Regions from separate parts of the Homo sapiens genome. Here region 1 is linked to region 2. A link is a contact called in ENCODE Hi-C or POLR2A ChIA-PET data. All regions are on one chromosome and are shown on one strand. Each heading gives the region's core, a stretch centred on a gene start or an enhancer-like site at or near the end of the contact. The rest is flanking DNA. Distances are from core to core; before and after follow the strand shown.

Region 1 (4,911 bases), core at 472-2,971, 110 kb before region 2:
GACAATTCTAGAGGCAGATATATGAACAAGAAGTACATGATAATTGTGATTACTGAGGCATCCATCTTCCCTAGCAGACTAGCTAAAGGATGGCGCTCTTATTTGTGTCATATCCTGGGTGCTTAACACAGTATCTGCCACATAATTAGGTGCTTAGTAAAGTTTTGTTAAATGATCGAATGGGGCGTTTTTAGCGCAGTGTGCAAGTGCCCTATTAGGGGTAGGCGCCCAGTAACTCGAGAAGCATGGAGTAGGAAACCACAAACAGCACCTGCTCCCCCTCCTCTCCCCCTACCTGCTGTGGGGAAGGCCTCCCTTGTAAATTTGAAAGGTTGATTCACGGGAAGCCGTGGAGGAGGTGCATGCTAGGCCAACGAATAGAATGTGCAAAGGCCCAGAAGGAAGACAGAGCCCAGCCTGCAAGGGAATGTTAATTTGGAGTGACTAACACCATGAAAGGGCATCAGCTGGAGATACTGCTATAAAGGGACTGCCTTGTAATTTCATAAGCATGGGGGTAAAATTAAGATTAAACACAGGGAAAGAACATTCTCACAGGTGAGGATGGTGTTGAACCCTAGAATAATCGTTTCCCAGATACCTTGAACAAAAATCCAGCAGTTAGAGAAGCCTGACCATGAAGCAAATTTGACTTTTGTCCCTCTAGATAACAAAAGTTATCTTTTTGAAAGTAATGGTGTAATTTGAATGAGTGTAGAGAAGCGCTGAAGACTGAGCTTTACTAAAGCCTTCAGACCTGGATTTGGCAGCAGCGTGGCCTTAGTCAAGCCTCGGTTTCTACACCTGCAAAGTGGGAATAATGCCTACCTTGGAGGGCTGTTGTGAAGATTAAGGGAGATAATACATGTAAAGTACTTAACCATTTGCCTGGTGGGGTAGTTTTTATGACCTAGATCCTAAATTGTTCACTGCTGCTGTTGCTACTCTTGGTACTTTTTACTGGCTGGCATCTGCTTGCTTAAGTTTATAACATAGTAGGAGCATTAACAAGGTCCCACGGTGGGGACCTTGGTCGTTTGACGAGATCTGCGCTCCCGCCCATCCCCTCCCCCCCCCCTCCACATTGGAGACGCGGCCACCACCGCGCTGGCGCGGAGAGAGGGAGGACCGGGCGTCATGCTGTTTCTGGCCTGAGGTTTTGTGTGCCTTTGTTTTCCTTTTGCTCTATTCGTGTATTCCTGCCTACGGCCTGTGCGGGGAATTAGGAGCTCAGTACTGAAACGGCGGTTTTCCTAAACAGTACCGGACGGGCGCGGGGGCTGACGCCTGTAATCCCAACACTTTGGGAGGCCGAGGTGGGCGGATCTCTTGAAGCCGGGAGTTCGAGACCACCCTGGCTAACGTGGTGAAACCCTGTTCTTACTAAAAATACAAAAAAAAAAAAAAAAAAAAAGCCAGGAGTGATGGCGCTCGCCTGTAATCCCAGCTACTCCGTAGGCTGAGGCAGGAGAATCGCTTGAACCCGGGGGGCAGAGGTTGCAGTGAGCCGAGATTGCGCCATTGCACTCCAGCCTGGGCAAAAAGAGCGAGACTCCGCCTCAAAAAAAAAAAAAAAAGTACCTTCCGTAGTTCTCATGCAGCGGAGGGGTTCGACTTGTAACCGGCCTGAAACCAAGCGTGGCGCAAGATTTGCTCAAGCCCCTCCTCTTGGCCAAACTTTCCGGAGGGGAAGGCTTTCCGAGGAAACGAAAGCGAAATTGAACCGGAGCCATCTTGGGCCCGGCGCGCAGACCCGCGGAGTTTCCCGTGCCGACGCCCCGGGGCCACTTCCAGTGCGGAGTAGCGGAGGCGTGGGGGCCTCGAGGGGCTGGCGCGGCCCAGCGGTCGGGCCAGGGTCGTGCCGCCGGCGGGTCGGGCCGGGCAATGCCTCGCGGGCGCAATGAATCCGCGGCAGGTAAGCCGGGCCGGCCTTGGACCTTCGCCGCCGTCTGGGTTCGTTTACAACCTCACAGGCTTTGTGTTGCAGTGCGTAGCGTGTGCGTCTTGTGAGTGTTAGAGTGTGTGTGTGTGTGTCGTCTTGCCAAGCAGCATTGCTGGTTTAGGAATTTGTGCGTCTTGTGAGTGTGTGTGTGTGGGTGTGTGTCGTCTTGCCAAGCAGCATTGCTGGTTTAGGAATTTGTGCGTCTTGTGAGAGTGTGTGTGTGTGTGTGTGCGTGTGTGTGTAGTCTTGCCAAGCAGCATTGCTGGTTTAGGAATTTGTGAATTTGTATCCTGCTCATTAATTCTGCAGAATGGAGCAGTGCGTGAAGAGGGCTTGGGGGAAAATGCGCCCCCGTCTGAGTAGGAAGGCCTGAGCCCATGTCAAGGCAGACACATCGTCTCCCTTTCTGCTAGGGCCCCTTGTGGAACCCCCTACCCCCGCTTTAGCCCCACTTGAACAACGTTCGGACTTTGAGCAGCGCACACTATCCTCAGCTCACCTTATCCACCTCCTGAAGGCCTTCTGGGAGTTAAAAATGGCACTTAAGCTGTAGGAGAAAGCTTGTTAACCACTTTATAGCTAAAAACTGGGAAAACACAAATGGCCTTCAGCAGGTTAACAGATAAACTGAAATACATCCACATAATGGGATACTGCTTAGTAGTGAAGAGGAAATACTGTTACAAGTAACAACACGGGTGACTCGCAAGTGCGTTATGCTAAGCACGAGAAGCCAGACTCAAAAGGCTGCATACTGTATGAGTCCATTTATATGACATTCTGGAAAAAAAAAACCACAGTTATAGGGATGGAAAGTGGATCCGTGGGTGCCAGGGACTGGGTATCGTGGAAGAAATTGATTGTTGAGTGGCATGAAAAAGCTTTTTAGGGAAATAGAAATGTTCTATATCTTGATTGTGGTGGCGATTGTCGAAATTCATAGATTTATACACTTAAAAGGATAAATTTTACTGTATCTAAATTATATACCTCAATTTTGTTAAGATATATATATATTTTTTTTTTTTTAAGCACTCCTTTGAAAGGATTAAGGACGCCTAACTTGAAGGAAAAGCATTTCTGCACAGGTGTCAGTGTATTGCACTGTGGAACCTGTGTGGTAAAGGCAAAGGGGGTAGTGCTTATCTCTTGATCCTAAATATGTGAGACCAGATTAAAGTGAAATCTGGGAGGCAATGAATGTTAAATGAGTTGTTATGTAATTTGCATAGAGGTGATGCTGAGAGATTTAGAAAGGATCACTGTGGGTTGCTTGCTCACTTTCTTGCTCTCCTATTCCGTAGCTTTCCAAATGGCTGTACTCAACGGTGGCTTGGTGTTTAGGGGATTTAAGGGGGGCAAAAAGAAAGATTAATAATCTCCTCCTCTCCCTCTAACCCTACTGCCCTAAGATATCCTTAGCAAACTTACATCTCCTTTCTTTTCTCTGTGTTCATTCCATTGTGCGCACACATACACATTCATGGATTTTCTCTTTTTGTTTAGGGAAAAAAATTATAATGTACATACTATTCTACAACTTTTTGTTGTTTTATTGAACATTATATGATTCCTAAATTATCCCCAGGTGAATACAAATAGATATGACACATTTTAAAAAAATAAAATAACTGGCCGGGCGTGGTAGCTCATGCCTGTAATCCCAGCACTTTGGGAGGCCGAGGAGGGCGGATCAGGAGATCGACACCATCCTGGCCAGCATGGTGAAACCCCATCTCTACTAAAAATACAAAAATTAGCTGGGTGTGGTGGCGTGCGCCTGTAATCCCAGCTACTCCGGAGGCTGAGGCAGGAGAATCACTTGAACCCGGGAGGCGGAGATTGCAGTGAGCTGAGATCACACTGCACTCCAGCCTGATTGCAGTGAGCCGAGATCATGCCACTGCACTCCAGCTTGGCAACAGAGCGAGACTCCGTCTCACAAGAAAAAAAATAACCGTGTGAGTACTATTCCATAGAATGAATGTTTCATAATTTAATTCTTCTATAGACAGACATTAAAATATTTTCCAGATTTGGGCCAAGAGTAGCAGTTTAAAAAACATTTAGCTTTTAACTGACTCTAGCCACTTTGAAACACAATTTTTTTTTCCCAAGGTCACTCAAAGAGCTAATAGGAGAACCCCTAAGTCCCATAATTCAGCTCTGGGAGCCAGCACTCACTCTGTACACACATTTGCCTCTGTCCCTAGCAATATGGTGGGCGTGAGGGTGCAGCAAGAGGAACAAGAAAGAAATGATTGCTTGCATAGTGGCGTCTTGTTCATGCAGTCATTAATTCAACAAATGTTTGTTGAGAATCAGCTTTGTGCCAAGTGCTAGAGAGGTTGAGATGATTGAAGCATAGTCCTTGACCCCCAAGAGCTCACCATGGAATCAACTGAAGCCCCTCATCAGTACTGTGTTGGGAATATTGAGAGTGGAGAGTTGAGTATAACTTATAGGACACCTAATGTTAATTACCTTTCAGACACTGCAATGTGTGTGTGCCATAAAAAAAAAAAAAATCCAGTAGCTCTGATACGAGGGAAAGTAAATGGTTTAACAGGTGCTGAGTAGGAGAAGCTCAAGGAGAGGAAACCCCAAGGGCTGAAGAAGGTGGGAGTCAGGAGTCTCCTGAAGCAAGTGGCATTTAAGGAGCTCTATAAGGAAAGGGTCAGAGTTGTGATAGGTGGCTGTGGAGGGAGATGTGCCACCTGGATTGGCATGTAGAGGGATAGAAAGATTATAGGCCTTTGCAATGGCCCAGTAAGAGGTAATGAGGGGCTGGAACTGGAAGAAAACACATTTAAGACACAGTACAGAGGTGGCAGACAAGGTGGGACTTGGCAACTACCTGATGAGATCCAGGAGATGAGGCCAGGAGGCGGGCAGCAAAGATGACGCAGGTTTCTAGCCTTAATAGGCTAGGAGGAGAGTGATGCCATTAGCAATAAGAACTACAGGAG
Region 2 (5,125 bases), core at 737-3,236:
TGAAATCTCACACTCAGTGAGTGTTGTAATATAGTAACCGGTGTCTATTGGGGAAGAGGGATAAAGCAATTTACCCAGATCCTGCTGACTTGAAGAAACAGAAATTAGACCCCAAACTAATGTCGGACTATTTAGGTAACTTCCTGTATGATTTAGTATCCTTCAGAGTTTTAGAATTTACAGGAGTCTTCAAAGTTTTTCTAGTTCTATGCAAGATGACATTTATGAGTGCAGATCTGCTCAGAATATGATGTTCAGTTTTAACATGATTATATACATTTTGGGGCCACTTTCAGAAGCTTTAACATTCATAATGGGAGTCATACATCTTACCAAGAAGCAAATACATACTTAAGGGATTTTAATCTATTAAAAAATGCAAGGATGGCCAGGTGCAGTGGCTCGTGCCTATAATCCCAGCACTTTGGGAGAGAGGCGGGCAGATCATATGAGGCCAGGAGTTTGAGACCAGCCTGGCCAACATAGTGAAACCCCATCTCTACTAAAAATACAAAAATTAGCCGGGTGTGGTGGTGCACACCTGTAATCCCAGCTATTTGGGAAGCTGAGGCACGAGAATCACTTGAACTAGGGAGGAGGAGGTTGCAACAAGCCAAGATTGCGCCACTGCACTCCAGCCTGGGCAGCAAAGCAAGACCCTGTCTCAAAAAGGAAAAAAAAAAAAAGGCCAGGCGCAGTGGCTCACGCCTATAATCCCAGCACTTTGGGAGGTCAAGGTGGGCGGATCACCTGAGGTCAGGAGTTCAAGACCAGCCTGACCAACATGGAGAAACCCTGTCTCTACTAAAAAAAAATACAAAATTAGCCAGGCATGGTGGCGCATGCCTGTAATCCCAGCTACTTGGGAGGCTGAGGTAGGAGAATTGCTTGAACCTGGGAGGCAGAGGTTGCAGTGAGCCAAGATTGAGCCATTGCACTCCAGCCTGGGCAACAAGAGTGGAACTCCGTCTCAAAAAAAACAAACAAAAACTGCAAACATGATGTGATTCTGTATTTTGTAGTAGAAGACTTTCTCAACAAGTTCTACAATATTGGAGCCAAGAATTTAATTACTAAGCAGTAATTATAAATTACTGCTGGCTGGGTGTGGTGGCTCACACCTGTAATCCCAGCACTTTGAGAGGCCGAGGTGGGCCGATCACCTGAGGTCGGGAGTTCGAGATCAGCCTGACCAACGTGGAGAAACCCCTGTCTCTACTAAAAATATAAAAAATTAGCCGGGCATGGTGGTGCATGCCTGTAATTCCAGATGCTCAGGAGGCTGAGGCAGGAGAATCACTTGAACTCGGGAGGCAGAGGTTGTGGTGAGCCAAGATCGTGCCATTGCACTCCAGCCTGGCCAACAAGAGGGAAACTCTGTCTCAAAAAAAAAAGAAAAGAAAAAAAAATCATTGCTGTGTAAACCAAGCCATTCAAGGCAACCACCTAAAACCAAAGACTAATCTTGTAACTTTTCAAGTCAGAACAATTCCAGTTTGTGAGCTAAGCAGTCACTCTGTCATTCTTAGTGTCAAACTTTTCCCTTTTAGTCATAATTCTCTTAAGTTGATGTAAATGATACTTAAATAAAAATAATATAGATTTATTTGTGAACTTTATGTCTTCACCTAGTTTTCCTTAAACAGTCTTCCATCCATAATGAGAAATGTAATTGCTGAATGCTGACTCAAGGGAGCCTTATTTGACTCTTGTGGGTTTCATGCCTGGGAAGAGTAACTGGTCCCACATGAAAGACTTTGTCTCTTCTGTTTAGAACAGATTGAAGAGCTGTCAAGCTCAGGTTCTCTAAGTATAGTCTCAGAAGAGTTGAGCAGAGAGTAGCAGCAGCACACTGGAAGGGCCAAGACAGTCTTCAGAATGAAAACGAGCTGGAACAGGAAAGCCTGGCTCCGCTTCCTGCTTCTCTGCTTACAGAGATAAGGCCCTCCGTGTGGGGAGGGTGTACCCTGGCCAGGCTGTGACCCTGAAGGTCACTGGACTGTGACCCCTAATGAAATCTGTGAATGAAAGGAAGTGAAAATGAACTGTCAGAGTTTTAAAAAACATCAGAGCCTTGAAAGGAATAGGGAAAAGAATTTACTTTTACATAAAATTGAGGAAAAGGATTTTCTTAAAAAAAAAAGTTTTATGCTTAATTGTGATTCACCTTTCTTTGTCCTTGGGTTTTTATTCTTATCTTTCTCTTTAACTGAAGTAGGTAGTTTATACCATACATCTGTTTATTTGGAGAGCTGCACTGATAAGAGGAAATGTGCTGTGATTTTATAAAAATGAATATAATTTTGGGGGGTTTTTTTGTTTTTTTTTTCATGTAATTCCCACAAGAGCTCTATAAGCTAGGGGACTACAATGCTGTCCCCCTTGTGACAGGGTGACAAAAAACAAGATCAAAGGGATTGGGGCTTGCCTGTGTTAAGGAGACATTTTAAGAGACAGAGCAGGAATTAGCACCCGGATCTCCCACTCCACATTGAGTGGTCTGCCCCTGACACCACATGGCGTTCAGGACACACTTGAAATGCCGTTTGCAAAACCACTGTAAACTTCACCCGTAAGTGAGGCACCTTTCCACTCAACCAAGAATGTTGTCTTCAGAAGTCAGAATTGTCCAACATGGAATAAATGTAATAATAATCGCTAGCATTTAATATTTGAGTGTGTATTAAGTTCCATGCTCTGTTTTAAACAATTTCTGAAAATAAATTCATTTAGGAATACAAAATTAATATATTCAGTTGGCAAATAAATTCAAATTTATTAAAAATCCAAATTACTAACTTTCTAAACTAGTGATCTAAGTATACTTTGGTCTTAACTTTAAAAAAGTTGTACTCGTGGATTTTAAAGTTTCTTCATTTAGAATATATATCACAAAGCACCTTCTCAATCAGTGTAGAGACTCTACCTCTTATTCTACCCGTAGGTTACAAGCTGGACAGAATAACAGGAAGTGAGTTTATCGGAAGCTAGAAATAAAAGATTTGCTGCTGGGCTTTTGTTTTTTGTTTTTTAAACCTTTTACTTTTTTATTCAGTTTGCTCCTTGTGTACCTGATTGTCAAGTCCAAGTTCGGAAATTTCCCGTCTTTCTTGAGAAATGAGAGTTTTTTTTACTTGTTTCAGCATTTCTGAAGATGGAAAGGATTTTAATGAACACAGTTGAACTGTGGAGTGGTTAAATCTGTGTTGCCATTCTTTGCATTGCCTTTTTTCTACCGGTGAAATGGGAATTACAGGCCTGGTTTTAACAATATCTTGGGCGTGTAGAATACTGCCCATATGTTGTTTTAGAATACCCAACAAATATTTCTTGAGGTTTTTTTTTTTATTATGTACTAGGCCCTGTCCTGAGCTCTGGGCATACAGGAAACAAGACCCACATGATTTCTGCCCTTGGACCTCACAGCCTAAGGGGGAAACAGACCTACCAGCAAAGAAGATAAGTCATTGAAAAGCATGATAAGTGCCATGAAGTTGAGAATAGGAGCCAGCATCTACCTCAGGGGCAGAGGAAACTGAGAGAAGCCCATGGCTTTCCTGTGGCCAAATCGCTATGGGACCCAGGAAGCCTGGGTCCCCCCAAAACTTTGCTCTTAACTTTTAAAAGTTAAGAATTTATGAGTTTATGAGTAAATTATCACTGAGATTTATCCAAAGGATTGTTCATAAAAAGATATGACTGAATACAAGGCAATATTAATATAAACCTCTGTTGCTTTTCTGCTAAATTCACAGGAACATTTTAACTAAATATTCTAGCTAAGATATTTAGCTAAATATTTGGCAGAAATATTCTACATAATCTAGCATTAGGAGTTTTAGCCACCGCTTTGAAACATTAGCATCGGACAGGTCTTTAAAAGTTCCCATTGGCTAGTTAGCATGAGGATTCTTTCTGCAGTTGATGTCATACAGCTGTAAATTGAGAGCTTACTAGGTACCAGCCTGGCCAAATTACCTCACTAAATCTTGCAGCAACCCTGTAAAGTGTTTTGTTTGTTTGTTTTTTTGAGACGGAGTCTCGCTGTGTCGCCCAGGCTGGAGTGCAGTGGTGCAATCTCAGCTCACTGCAATCTCTACCTCCCAGGTTCAAGTGATTCTCCTGCCTCAGCCTCCCAAGTAACTGGGATTACAGGCACCTGCCACCACACCTGGCTAATTTTCGTATTTTTAGTAGAGACGGGGTTTCACCATGTTGGTCAGACTGGTCTCGAACTCCTGGCCTCAAGTCATCCTCCTGCCTTGGCGTCCCAAAGTGCTGGGATTGCCAGCCACAAAGTGAGCCACCGTGCAAGCGGGTTTCTTTATACAGTTGAGGAAACCTAGGTTCAGAAAGATTAAATAATTTGTTCAAATTACACAACTGAAAATACCATGTCATTCAGCAAGCTGTGGTTTTAGCTTTTGAGCTCCAGTCAAAGATTATTTTTAAAATTTTATTTTTACTTCCAAATGATTTTGTTGGTTTGTTTAAATAGTCAAATCTAAAAGAGAACCTCACTGTTCGAGTCTCCATTAAAAAAAAAAAAAAAAACTATAAACTCCATCTGCCGGGCCCGGTGGCTCATGCCTATAATCCTAGCACTCTGGGAGGCCAAGGTGGGAGGATCAGTTGAGGCCAGAAGTTCAAGGCCAACCTTGCCAATATAGTGAGACCCCATCTCTAAAAAAAAAAAAAAAAAAAAAACTGTTATGTCTGTCTTTGCCTGTGATTTAAACAGAAAAAACCTCTTATGGAAAAAAGTGCAAATGAAGACTGGTTTTGATTTAATTTGTCTTTATTCTCCTCGCTAAATTTCAGGGTTTCTGAATTGTACCTGCTTTTGTTCAGATGTTTAGATTTATTCAATAAGAAAATATTAAAGTAATTTTAAAAGCTTGAGCACTGATCAAAGATATGAGTAAAAAATTGTCGGGCAGCCCTGTTTCTGATTCCAGGAGGAAAATAGAGTCTTAAGAGGCTCCAAGTTTAATGTTTTGGAAACATGAAATGGGTTAAAATGGATTAGGGGAAAAGGCACATTATTTGGAAATTGGAATTAACATTTTACGTGAAATCATTTGAGCATAAAGCATGGACTCTGGAGTTGGTAATAATTGGCCTC

Evidence for each region. Hi-C counts contacts between places; a loop is a spot of excess contacts on that map. ChIA-PET counts read pairs that join two places held with the same protein, here RNA polymerase II (POLR2A). Pooled maps may share reads with other maps.
Region 1: a pooled map shows a loop between it and region 2 (4-fold over the local background). The contact joins the promoter of ADAR here to the enhancer-like site in region 2. A Hi-C loop is called at or near these places in 9 of 50 pooled maps. POLR2A ChIA-PET finds 5 or more read pairs at or near these places in 9 of 52 experiments (GM12878, OCI-LY7, SK-N-SH and 6 more).

What each region holds. Positions count from the first base shown.
Region 1 is chr1:154,604,996-154,609,906 of GRCh38, reverse strand. ADAR (adenosine deaminase RNA specific) reads left to right here and starts at 1,721. Exons shown (of 15, transcript NM_001111.5): 1 at 1,721-1,915. The coding sequence starts at 1,901. RefSeq lists enhancers at 1-778, 1,448-1,837 and a silencer at 1,838-1,947.
Region 2 is chr1:154,493,957-154,499,081 of GRCh38, reverse strand. The region is part of intron 2 of SHE (Src homology 2 domain containing E); the gene reads left to right. Among named protein-coding and RNA genes, the nearest start is that of TDRD10, 5.7 kb to the left of the region's middle. Within about 2 kb of position 1,986, at least 13 of the 41 ENCODE cell types and tissues checked have a DNase peak (open chromatin) inside an H3K27ac peak, as active enhancers do; they include GM12878, OCI-LY7 and endothelial cell of umbilical vein, where a contact is called at or near this core.